Regions from separate parts of the Homo sapiens genome. Here all the other regions are linked to region 2. A link is a contact called in ENCODE Hi-C or POLR2A ChIA-PET data. All regions are on one chromosome and are shown on one strand. Each heading gives the region's core, a stretch centred on a gene start or an enhancer-like site at or near the end of the contact. The rest is flanking DNA. Distances are from core to core; before and after follow the strand shown. Region 1 overlaps CMIP (c-Maf inducing protein). Region 2 has its middle 64 kb from the start of PLCG2. Region 3 overlaps CMIP (c-Maf inducing protein).

Evidence for each region. A loop is a pair of places that touch in the nucleus more often than their neighbours do. ChIA-PET counts read pairs that join two places held with the same protein, here RNA polymerase II (POLR2A). Pooled maps may share reads with other maps.
Region 1: a map with no recorded cell type shows a loop between it and region 2 (9-fold over the local background). The contact joins two enhancer-like sites. A Hi-C loop is called at or near these places in 1 of 168 maps with a recorded cell type or tissue (ovary), 1 of 37 single-sample maps with no recorded cell type and 2 of 50 pooled maps. POLR2A ChIA-PET finds 5 or more read pairs at or near these places in 2 of 52 experiments (BJ and CD4-positive, alpha-beta T cell).
Region 3: a loop to region 2 is called in a map of CD8-positive, alpha-beta T cell, with 4 times the contacts of the local background. The contact joins two enhancer-like sites. A Hi-C loop is called at or near these places in 3 of 168 maps with a recorded cell type or tissue (CD4-positive, alpha-beta memory T cell, CD8-positive, alpha-beta T cell and naive thymus-derived CD4-positive, alpha-beta T cell), 3 of 37 single-sample maps with no recorded cell type and 10 of 50 pooled maps. POLR2A ChIA-PET finds 5 or more read pairs at or near these places in 3 of 52 experiments (BJ, CD4-positive, alpha-beta T cell and GM12878).

Annotation. Positions count from the first base shown.
Region 1 is chr16:81,542,627-81,546,295 of GRCh38, reverse strand. All of the region lies in intron 1 of CMIP (c-Maf inducing protein), which reads right to left. Among named protein-coding and RNA genes, the nearest start is that of MIR7854, 11 kb to the right of the region's middle. Within about 2 kb of position 1,880, at least 4 of the 41 ENCODE cell types and tissues checked have a DNase peak (open chromatin) inside an H3K27ac peak, as active enhancers do.
Region 2 is chr16:81,713,373-81,716,904 of GRCh38, reverse strand. No RefSeq gene overlaps it. Among named protein-coding and RNA genes, the nearest start is that of PLCG2, 64 kb to the left of the region's middle. RefSeq lists enhancers at 2,639-3,319, 3,320-3,532. Within about 2 kb of position 1,409, at least 5 of the 41 ENCODE cell types and tissues checked have a DNase peak (open chromatin) inside an H3K27ac peak, as active enhancers do; they include CD4-positive, alpha-beta T cell and CD8-positive, alpha-beta T cell, where a contact is called at or near this core.
Region 3 is chr16:81,519,894-81,523,261 of GRCh38, reverse strand. The region is part of intron 1 of CMIP (c-Maf inducing protein); the gene reads right to left. Among named protein-coding and RNA genes, the nearest start is that of MIR7854, 12 kb to the left of the region's middle. RefSeq lists an enhancer at 3,238-3,368. Within about 2 kb of position 1,986, at least 9 of the 41 ENCODE cell types and tissues checked have a DNase peak (open chromatin) inside an H3K27ac peak, as active enhancers do; they include CD4-positive, alpha-beta T cell and CD8-positive, alpha-beta T cell, where a contact is called at or near this core.

The sequences.
Region 1 (3,669 bases), core at 631-3,130, 170 kb after region 2:
CCATGCCTTCTTCCTGCTCTCCCAGGACACCATGGGAGAAGTAGGGCAAGTCTGTCTTCTCTTGACTCAGAGAGAAGGATCGGGATTCCTCATTTCCCTGGGCTGCCATTCCCTGCCTCCTGGCCCCAGCAGCAGGATGCCCCCACGAGGTTTCAGGAGACACGATAACTCGTAAGAACCAGGGTGAATTTGAGAGTCTATTATAAATCAAATGCCTTTCATCCTCGACTGCTGGCTGTGATGTTCTCCAACACTGCTATTCACAGCGAGCGCCATTTGCGTTTTCCCCACCCACCGCCCCGTCCCACTTCCTTCTGATGTAGGTCACGGTGGATTCTCCCTGAGTTCACTAGATCTACCTGCAGTGAGGGGGTGACACCGCTTGAAGCAAATTTAGCAATTCTCTTACAGGCATGTGGGAATCCCGTGCTCGCTCATTCAGCCGAGACCCAGACTTGTACTGTGTGTGGAAAATCCTGTGCAAAGACCCTGGGGCCCACGGGAGGGCCGGCAGGAAGGCTTCTATGCCCAGGTAAGCTGGGCGTTTGGAGCTTGAAAACCACCATCATTTGGAAACAATGCTGAGGAGGGTTCGGATTCTAGAACAGAAGCAGATCAGTCAAGTAGTAACTTGCCCTAGTTTTACCGTGAGCATCGCAGGTCCGCCCCGTGCTGTGTGGTCTGGACCAAGTCACTTCTCTCCAGCCTCATGCTTCCATCTGTAGATGGAGGAGGATGCTGGAGCTCGCCACATAAGCTGTGTGGATTAAATGCCATTCATAGAGCACTGAGCACAGGGACTCTTCACACAGGAGACGCTCAGTAAACGTTATTACTGATGTTGTCACTGTTGTGTGCACGGTCCCTTTTAGCTACACAATATAAGCATCATCTTAGTACAGAACCTAAGCTTCTGCTCCTTCACTGCGAGAAGCATCAAGCACCCACCCTCTTCCAGGCACCATGCTAGGCGCTGGTGATACAAGGACGGGTTCGTCTGCAGGACTTCTCTAGAAGCGCAGCAAATCCTGAGATAACGAATGCATTAAATCAAACACCACAGTACCTGTGGTCAGCCTGTCTCAAAGGATGGAAGAAGCTAAGGCACCCTGCAGGGAGGAGGGCAGGCCTGGGAGAGTTTCGCACCAGTATGAGCTGAGCAGGGAAAGCGGAAAGGGGAACCCTGGCTGTGGGCCTGGCATCTTCTAGGAGTCTAGGAGTTTACAAGATCATGGGCTCTTTTGGGCAACAGCAAAAGGTCGTTTGTGGCTGGAGCACAGGGTGTCTGGTAAGGAACTGGCAGGAGATGAAAATGAAAAGATTGAGTCTGGCCCCAATTTGGCAGCCTTCTCTGCCAAAAAAATGAGGGGTTGAACTTTGTCCTGTGGACAACAGAAGGGTTTTAAGTACCACTCATAAAGTTACTCAACCCCAGAAACCGGAAGCAGAGCCCTCCATGCACGCACACACATGGCATACACACATCTCACACATACACCCTCTCCACACACACGTGCACACACGCAACACTCCACACATACACAAATACACGCACACACACACATGCACATATACACACAACATTCCACAAACATATACACACATACAAATACCCATACACCACACATATTCAAACATACACACACACACACAGGCACACACACATGCACACATGCACCCCTGTGGTGGTCCTGGCACCCTGCACTGGACCCAGAGCAGAAATAGAAGTCCTTAGGCTCCAAGATATAGCAATAAGGAGGTGGCCTGAGAGCCACACAGAGGCCGGGAAGGTCAGCGGCAGGCTGTTTGGAGAAGGAAATATTTAAAAACAAGAGGTTTCCTGTGTGCGCGCACACACACACACACACTTACCCCCTGAGGATGAGACAGAGTCCTATCAGTAATTCTTTCAAAATAATGCCCTCACGTGTTCACGCCACACACATAGCACCAAAGAGACTTTGCAATTAAAAAATTGAGTATTTTTCACTTGCATGACCCTCCAGCCTCGGTCTCATTTGAGAGCTGAAGCCACCCCTCTGCCCAGCACCCACATTGAAAAGGGATGCGTGCACATGACTTGAGTCTGTCTCCGTGAGTTCACACTCACTGTGCACTAGGTGCATGTGGAACCCCACAAATGATGGATAATTGGGGCGGGGGGACCCCTGCGTGTCCAGCGTTTGCCCTTCCTTCTCTCTCTCCTTTCCCCTCTTCTGGGCTGATGAACTGTTTTCTAATGGGAATGGGTACCCCAAGGAGGCTCACAATGGAGATTTCTCATGCCAGGTGGATGCAATAAAAATGTGCTAAAGCTCCTTAAAATAGCTGTGTTCTCCCAAGTAAGATAAACCTTTTCCCGATAATACGATTCAGACCTGCAATTAGCTCAGTAAACCCTCTTCTTTAGACAGAAAGTAGAAGGTGAAATGGAAGGCATTTCAGGGGTCATAGCTGGACTAGTGGAAGTTGATTTTTTAAACAATGACTCAAACTTAGTTATCTCCTTGGAAGGAAAGACTGCCTGAGCCAAATAAAAATTTCTCTTTGTTTCAGAAAATTAAATCCCCATCCTTTGTTAGGCCTGATATAGAAGCCAGGCACTGTTCTAAGATAGTAGCTTGTTTTATCCTCACCTTAGCTCTAGGTGGGGAAACTGAGGAACGGGGGGAAGTGACTAGCCCATGGTCATAGATAAAAGCCAGGAATTGAACACAGGCTGTCTGGCTCCAAGGGTCAGATCTTACCCCCACGACCCTGACCCCCCTTCCTTTCAGCGCCCTCAGTCCTGCTGCTCTGCTGGAAAAGGGAGGTCACAGGCTGGCCCAGGACGCAGCAGGGAGCCCTGGGCGGCCCTGAACTTCAATGTGGGGACACTAGCCAACGCAACGCCTTGGCAATAAGCAGCCAGCTACAGGGGTGGGTATGATTGTTTCTGAATGTTCTCACGGGACCAACAAAGAGCGCTCTCCGGCTGCCGTGTAGCACTGGACATGATTAGGGAAGGGAGGAGAGGGTGTCTTCCAGCCAGGAAGCTGGCCCACAGGTGTCACTTTGCCATCTCAGAACCACACAGTCTTCAGATTCCCAAAGTCAGACCCAGCCCACCTCTCAGATGCGCTCACCTGGAGCGAAGCAACTTCAAGGCCACACAGCAAGCCATCAGCAGAAAAGCAGTGACACACAGTGCCACCAGCCAGGCCTGGGCCCTTGCCACCTCATGGGCTCCAGCGGGCAGGGCTCAGACCAGCACCCCGTGGAACGGACTGGCTCCCAAGCGGCCTCTCGCTAGGCCTGGGGCAGAATTCACAATCCCCCAGAGAGTGAAGCCACAAGTCAAGCTACATACTGCTGCAATGTAAACCGTTCCTTCTCTCTGTTCTTCCGTGCTAGGGACGGTGCTATGGATTGTATGTTTGTGCCTCCCGGAAATTCCTCTGTTGAACCCCCGACCCTGCAATGTGATGGTATGTGGAGGTGGGGCCTTTGGGAGGTGATTAGGGTTTGAGGAGGTCATGAAGTTGGGGCCCCCATGACAGGATAAATGTCCTCATAAGAAGAGAGGCCAGAGTGCTCTCTTTCTCTACCATGTGAGGACACAGTGAGAAGGTGGCTGTCTGCAAGCCAGGAAGAGGGCCCTCACCCAAACCCAGCCAGGCCAGCACCTTG
Region 2 (3,532 bases), core at 160-2,659:
CACTTCCCAAGCCCCCACTCGCCAAATTATCTTTAAAAACTCTGATTCCCAAATATTCAGGGAGACTGATTTGAATAAAAATGAAACTCTGGGCTCCCGCACAGCTGGCTCTGTGTAAATTACTCTTTCTCCATTGCATTTCCCCTGTCTTGATCAATTGGCCCTATCTTGATCAATTGGCCCTGTCTAGGCAGTGGGCGTGGTGAACCTGTTGGGTGGTTACATACAAGAAGCCGTACATATTTAACACATACAACTCGGTGAGTGTGGGGATGAGCATACACCCGTGAAACCATACTGAAACTGCCTTTGCAAAATTTTAACAGGAGAAATGATGGCAGTGAAAGAAATCAGACCTAACCGACTCTATCTTGCTTCTAACCTTTAAGTTGTCCTTGTTCATTCCTGAACGTAAGTCAAACTAACTTTGGGAAGGAATTCAGTTCATGGCTTGACTCTGAAACAAAATTGGTAACAGCCCTTTCCTGAAAAGACCTCCTTCTTGCCTGGGGACCAGACTGCCTTTGCAGGACTAACAAATTAGCTACAAGATTAGAAATTTCAGTTTAGGGGTCATGCAGCGTCTGGCTCCAAGAGTCTGAACCTCCCCAAATTGCTCCTGGGGATAACATCATAGTCTATGCCATAAACCTTTCCATCTCCTTCAAAAGTTTCCTCCCGCCCCAGTTATTTGTTATTACGATTGTGTGTGATAATAACATCTCCATGCTTAGCAAATCTTAAGTATATACTGTAATATTGTTAACTATGGTCATTATGCGTATGGTACTTCTCAAGGGTTTTTCCATCTTGCATACCTGAAACTTCGTTCCCTTTGACCAATACCTCCCCACTTCCCCCTCCCTTCAGCCCTTGGCAACCACCATTCCACTTTCTGTTTCTATGAGTTTGATTATTTTAGATTCCTCATAGAAGTGGTATTATGCAGTATCTGTCCTCCTGTGCCTGGTTTATTTCACTTAGCACACATGCCCTCCAGTTCCTCCACGATGCTGCAAAGAGCAGGATTCCCTTCTTTGTAAAGGCGTAAAGGACACCACTTTGGAATGGTGTTCCATTGTGTGTATATATCACATTTTCTTTATCCATTCATCTGCTGAGGGACAATTGGGCCGATTCTGTATCTTGACAGTTGTGGACAGTCCTGCAGTGAACATGACAGTGCAGATCTCTTCTCTAGATCCTGATTTCAATTCCTTTGGATATGTTCCCAGAAGTGCGATTGCTGGATCATATATGGTAGTTCTGTTTTTCATTTTTTGAGGAAGCTCCCTGCTGTTTTCCACAGTGGCTATCCACCAATTTCCATTCTCACCAACAACGTACCAGGGTTCCCCTGTTCTCCACACACTCACCAACCTTTGTTTTCTTTTGTTTTTGATGATGGCCACACCTCACAGGTGTCAGGTGGTATCTCATTGTGGTTTTCATTTGCATTTCCTTGACGATTAGTGACTTTTTTTTTTTTTTTTTTTAGACAGAATCTCGCTCTGTCACACAGGCTGGAGTGCAGTGGCGCGATCTCAGCTCACTGCAACCTCTGCCTCCCCGGTTCAAGCAATTCTCCTGGCTCAGCCTCCCGAGTAGCTGGTATTACAGGCGTTCACCATTACGCCGAGCTAATTTTTTGTATTTTTAGTAGAGGTGGTGTTTCACTATGTTGGCCAGGCTTGTCTTGAACTCCTGACCTTGTGATCTGCCTGCCTCGGCCTCCCAAAGTGTTGGGATTACTGGCATGAGCCACCGCGCCTGGCCCCTTTGCCCATGTTTATTTCTATCGAATTCTGACAGACCTTTGCCCATTTTTTAATTGGGTTATTTGGTTTTTTGTTATTGAGCTGTAGGTCTTTTGCTTCTTCTCACATGTTTTCTAGCACTCCCCCTGGACCTGTTGGAAGCAGGTCCTCAATAATGAATTGCTGAATGCATGAATGGATGAATGAATGAATGAGGCCAAGCCCTTTTCCAAGATTCTCTGATCTCTTTTTTCTTATTGTGCTCTGGGGGAGCTTCTAGCAAAGTCTAGCTAGCTTTAGAGCAGCCTGTCAGTCACAAATGACAGCTCAGCTCACCAGGTTCTCATGCTGCACAACTCTGGGGAGCGCCATTCACACTGCAGTGTAAGAGACCGGAAGACAGCGCGTTCTAAGGCAGGCGCTGTAAGTGGGGCAACGTGGAGATGTGCATTGCCAGGCAGCCCCAGAGCTGTTTGTAAGAATCCAATTGTTGCCCTCTTGGTTGAGCTTCACACTGCTCCCAATGACAGGATTTGCCTTAAATTTTCTGAATTAGGCCGGGCCCGGTGGCTCATGCCTGTAATCCCAGCACTTTGGGAGGCCGAGGCAGGCGGATCACCAGGTCAGGAGATCGAGACCATCCTGGCTAACACGGTGAAACCCCGTCTCTAATAAAAATACAAAAAATTAGCCGGGCGTGGTGGCGGCGCCTGTAGTCCCAGCTACTCGGGAGGCTGAGGCGGGAGAATGGCGTGAACCCGGGAGGTGGAGCTTGCAGTGAGCCGAGATCGCGCCACTGCCCTCCAGCCTGGGCGACAGAGCGAGACTCCGTCTCAAAAAAAAAAAAAAAAAAAAAAATTCTGAATTAATACCGCTGTCCCCAGCACGGGGTTAGATCTCTGTTGGACTCTCACTGGGCCCATTTGGGGCTGGCACCAACAGTTGCTGGTTTTACTTGGAGGTGGGGGATGGTCATTGAGGTAGGTCCTCGCAGAGACCCCTCAGAGAGAAGAGAATTCTGGAGAGAAGGAAAGAAGCGCTAGCTATGAAGGGTGGGCGGGGCTCCAGGCTAGGTAATTAGCAAGGGATGCAGAGGCACCCGGGAACCCAGGAACCAGTAACCAGTAACCAGGGGAGCTATCACCACCCCTGGGTTGAAGGGCGAGGGGAGTACGTGGTGTAACTCAGTGCAGCTGGGAGGAGGCACAGGCCAGGTGTGAGCATCGCAGAGGTGCAGGCAGGGTTAGGGACGCTGAGGCACCCAGGAACCAGCGAGGGGCAGTTCCCAGGCTAAGGCTGAAGGGGCGAGACAGGGAGCTGTGTTACCTCGAAAGCTGGAATCCTGGTGAGCAGCCCACGGAGGGAGGCAACTCCTGCCAGCAACGGGCACAGCGGCTGGGATGCCAGGGAAGACACCCCCTACTTCTTCCAGCGGGGAGCCTGCATTCTCCAGCTTCACCCAGTGGGCAGAGGAGCCCAGCTGCTGCGGGGCAGAGCAGGGAGGAAGGCTGAGAGTGGCCCCCGGCTACATCTTCCCCCAACCCTTGGAGCAATGAACACCTGTGGTGAGCCAGGCCCTACGCCGGTGGAGAAGGCAACATGGAGCAGGCTGAAGCGTCTGGCTCGCGCATGCACACGTCTATACCACTAGCTGGTCCTCTGGCCTGAGGATGGGAGCTCAGGCAGCCAAGGGCTCTTTGGACTGTTCATTTGATGTCCTTGGTGAGGCCTCTCACCCCCGCAGTCAAGAGCCCTCCTGTCCTTTTTCCATAGCG
Region 3 (3,368 bases), core at 737-3,236, 190 kb after region 2:
GGAAAAAGGCAAGCTGCAAGGGAACTTTAAAAACATACACAAAGCAAAGCGCGGTAGCTCACACCTGGAATCCCAGCACTTTGGGAGGCCAAGGCAGGAGGATCACTTGAGCCCAGGAATTCGAGGCCAGTCTGGGCAACATAGCGAAGTCCTGTCTCTACCAAAAAATTAGCCAGATGTGGTGATGCGTGCCTGTAGTCCCAGCTACTTGGGGGGCTGAGGTGGGAGGATCACTTGAGCCTCAGAGGTCAAAGCTGCGGTGAGCTGTGATCAAACCACTGCACTCCGGCCTGGGTGACAGAATGAGACACTGTCTCAAAAAAAGAAAAAAAAACCATATACAAAGAAATGTTATATATTGTTTATGATTATGTGTGTGTGTGTGTAAAAATATTTTAAATGTGAAGATGCACAAGGGACTTACAATAAGGGGGTACCTGGAGGTGGGTAGTAAATTAGAGGTGAATGTCAAGTAATTATACCTTTTCCAGTAATGTTTTATTTCTTTCACTTAAAAAAAAGGCAAAGCAAAGAGGACAACATACTAACAATGCTCTAGTCGGGGCGGTAGAAATGCGATTTTATGATACTAATCTTTGTGGCTTTTGCTTCCTGTTTGCTTGTTTATTTGTTAACCAACCTGGAAGGCATCTTGACATCAGTAGGTGGTGAAGCCACATGTCCTACTGATTGGGTATGCTAAATTGTGTGTTTATTCTTTTTACTTTTCAAAATTCAAAAAGAAGAAAAGTCTATCACAGTATGCAGTGCTCACTAAATGGCACCCTTCTAACAAAAATCCAGGCCCAGGCACCCCATGGCTATGCCAGAAGACACCCCTCTGGCCTCTGGCTACTTCAAGTGAGAAGGAGAACTCTACTGGGCACTGCATAGACCCTCAGGGAGCTCTGGGTGTGCTTCAGTGGATGGAGCAGCACTGAAGCTGTGTCCCTCCTGTGTCAATCCAGGTGTGGCCACCTGGCTTAGGGCTCTGATGACAGGGCCCAACCCACCAATCACACTCCAGGAAACCCAGTGACATCATCGATCGCCAATGGGAGCTCCTGATCATCGTGGGCGAATCGGTGTTGCCACACTGGGTTGATAGGATTCCAGCTAGAAGCAAAGATGTCTGACATTTCCCTTGTCTTAGGCAGTGGCAGCCTTATCAAGTGTGAATGGACAAGCAGAAACCTCATCCGTCTGCACTTGGCTCCTAAATATCAGATTTACTCTTAAATTGTAACAGCACCTCTGAAATCCTGCTTATACGCTTTTCTTCTCGCCTTCCTGGATAAAAAGGAAACAATATTCTGTACCCTGCATTTCACTGTATCAGACACTGGCCTTTCTTGGAGAAATTCTATCTGTAAGATATAGGATACCAAAAAGACAAGGGAACACTCAGGATACCTTTCTCCTTTCCCTAATCTCGGCCAACTCCCAATTGTAGAAAAGTATCTTATGTTTGAAAACCCAACTGACCCCCTAAACTGGCCATTTTGAAATCTACAAGGTATCATAGGAGCTTCAAAAGCCAATTGGTTTCTCCTGTTAGCTCATCATCCCACATCTGTCTACAAATACACAAGACTTAGAAGGAAAAGAAAATTCACTCCAGGGAGGGGCTTTTTGAAGAAGCTCCGCACAGACTCGACCTGCTAGGTTCAGAGTGTGAATATAAGCACCCTCCCCTCAGGTGACGCACCCTTAGAGACACTCAGCCCCCTCCTCTTCTGGAAGCAGAAATGCTATTGTTGCAACCCAGTCCTTCCAAGAACCTGCAGTGGCATTTCAGGGAGGCAGCCGACCTTGGCGGTCACCGGTGGTTCTACAGAGCAGAACGACAGCGGGGGCAGCTCGTGTTTGCTATTCGGGGGGGGGTGGCAAATGCGAAGCCACCAGATAACTAAAACCTCTGCTGTCTTCCTGCCACTGCCGACCATCACCATAGGAACCACATCCTGCTGCTACCATGGCAACCGTGCAGTACCATCCGCTCAGCAAGCAATGATGCAGAGGCCACTCAGGAAGGCTTGCCGAAAGGCCTCGGGGCTGAAAGGGTCCCATGGTCCACAGTCACGGCGACCGGGCAGTGACAAAGAAAAGCCTTCCAGAACAATCCATTTTTTGGTATAAAAGCCCTCCTCCTGTTCCTCAAGAATTTATCCCAAAATTAAATCTTGTATAAAGCACATTCCTGTTCCCAGGCTGCAAAAAGCTCCAGGGCAAAATGCATCAGTGAAGAGCCCAGGGGGCGGGGGGTCCTTTTTCTGACACATGCCACCGCTAATTTAAAGAGGATGCGAAACCCAGGGAGCTCCCCACAATTTAGCCACACACTCACGACAGCAGCTCCTACGGGAGACCCAGGCACCAGGATTAGGCCCTCCCAGAAGCAGCCTCTGACTTCCTCCTCACAACCCTTCTTATAAACCTAATTCCTCACTTCCTACACCCATTTTACACAGGAATGAGGCTCAGAGAAGTTAAGTTATTTGCCCAAGGTCACACAGCACAATGGGCAGACTGTCTGACTCTCCAGTCATGAGAAATTCTGATCAACTTAATTATATCCAATGCCAAGTTCCAATAATCAGGCCCTACTTATTAATCACAGCTCATCTTGATTTTCTTTCTTTTTCTTTCTTTCTATCTTCTCTCTCTCTCTCTCTCTCTCTCTCTCTCTCTCCCCCTTCCTCCCTCCCTCCCTCTCTCTCTCTCTGAGAGATGGGGTCTCACTATCTTGCCCAAGCTGGTCTTGAACTCCTGGGCTCAAATGATCCTCCTACCTTGGCTTCCCAAAGTGCTGGGATTAAAGGTATGAGCCACTGCACCCGCCAATTTTTAATAAGCATTATTTTAAGTAAGCAAACACTCTCTACAGCATAGAAATTGCTTATTTGTTCTAGGCATTGTTCAAGAAGTGGGATCCTGTTTGTGGCTCCCAGAGTCTCTGAGGTAGAAACCACTAGAGATGAAGAAATCGAGGCAGACAGATGAAGTAACTTGGCTGAGTGCACCAGCAGGCAAGAGGCAGACCTGGGGTTCAAACCCAGCCAGCAGGACTCCAGAGAATGGGCTCACAGCCGCTTTGCTATACCGCTTCTTGACTACCTGGGCAGCTGAAATGCAAATCTTAGGCCCCACCTGCTAAGCACACTCTCCAAGGCCTTGAAACTGAAATGACCCCACCAGGCCACTCAAGAGCAGCCGCATCACCACCCACTGCTGCTGCACCCCTGCCGCAAAGCCAGCGTAATGACAGCTTTAGGGAACAGCCCCGAGAAGACAGATGAGACCTTCCCAGAGAGCCACAACTACAATGCCAGCTTTTGTCCCCAAATGGTGGTTTCAGTTTCAGAGCT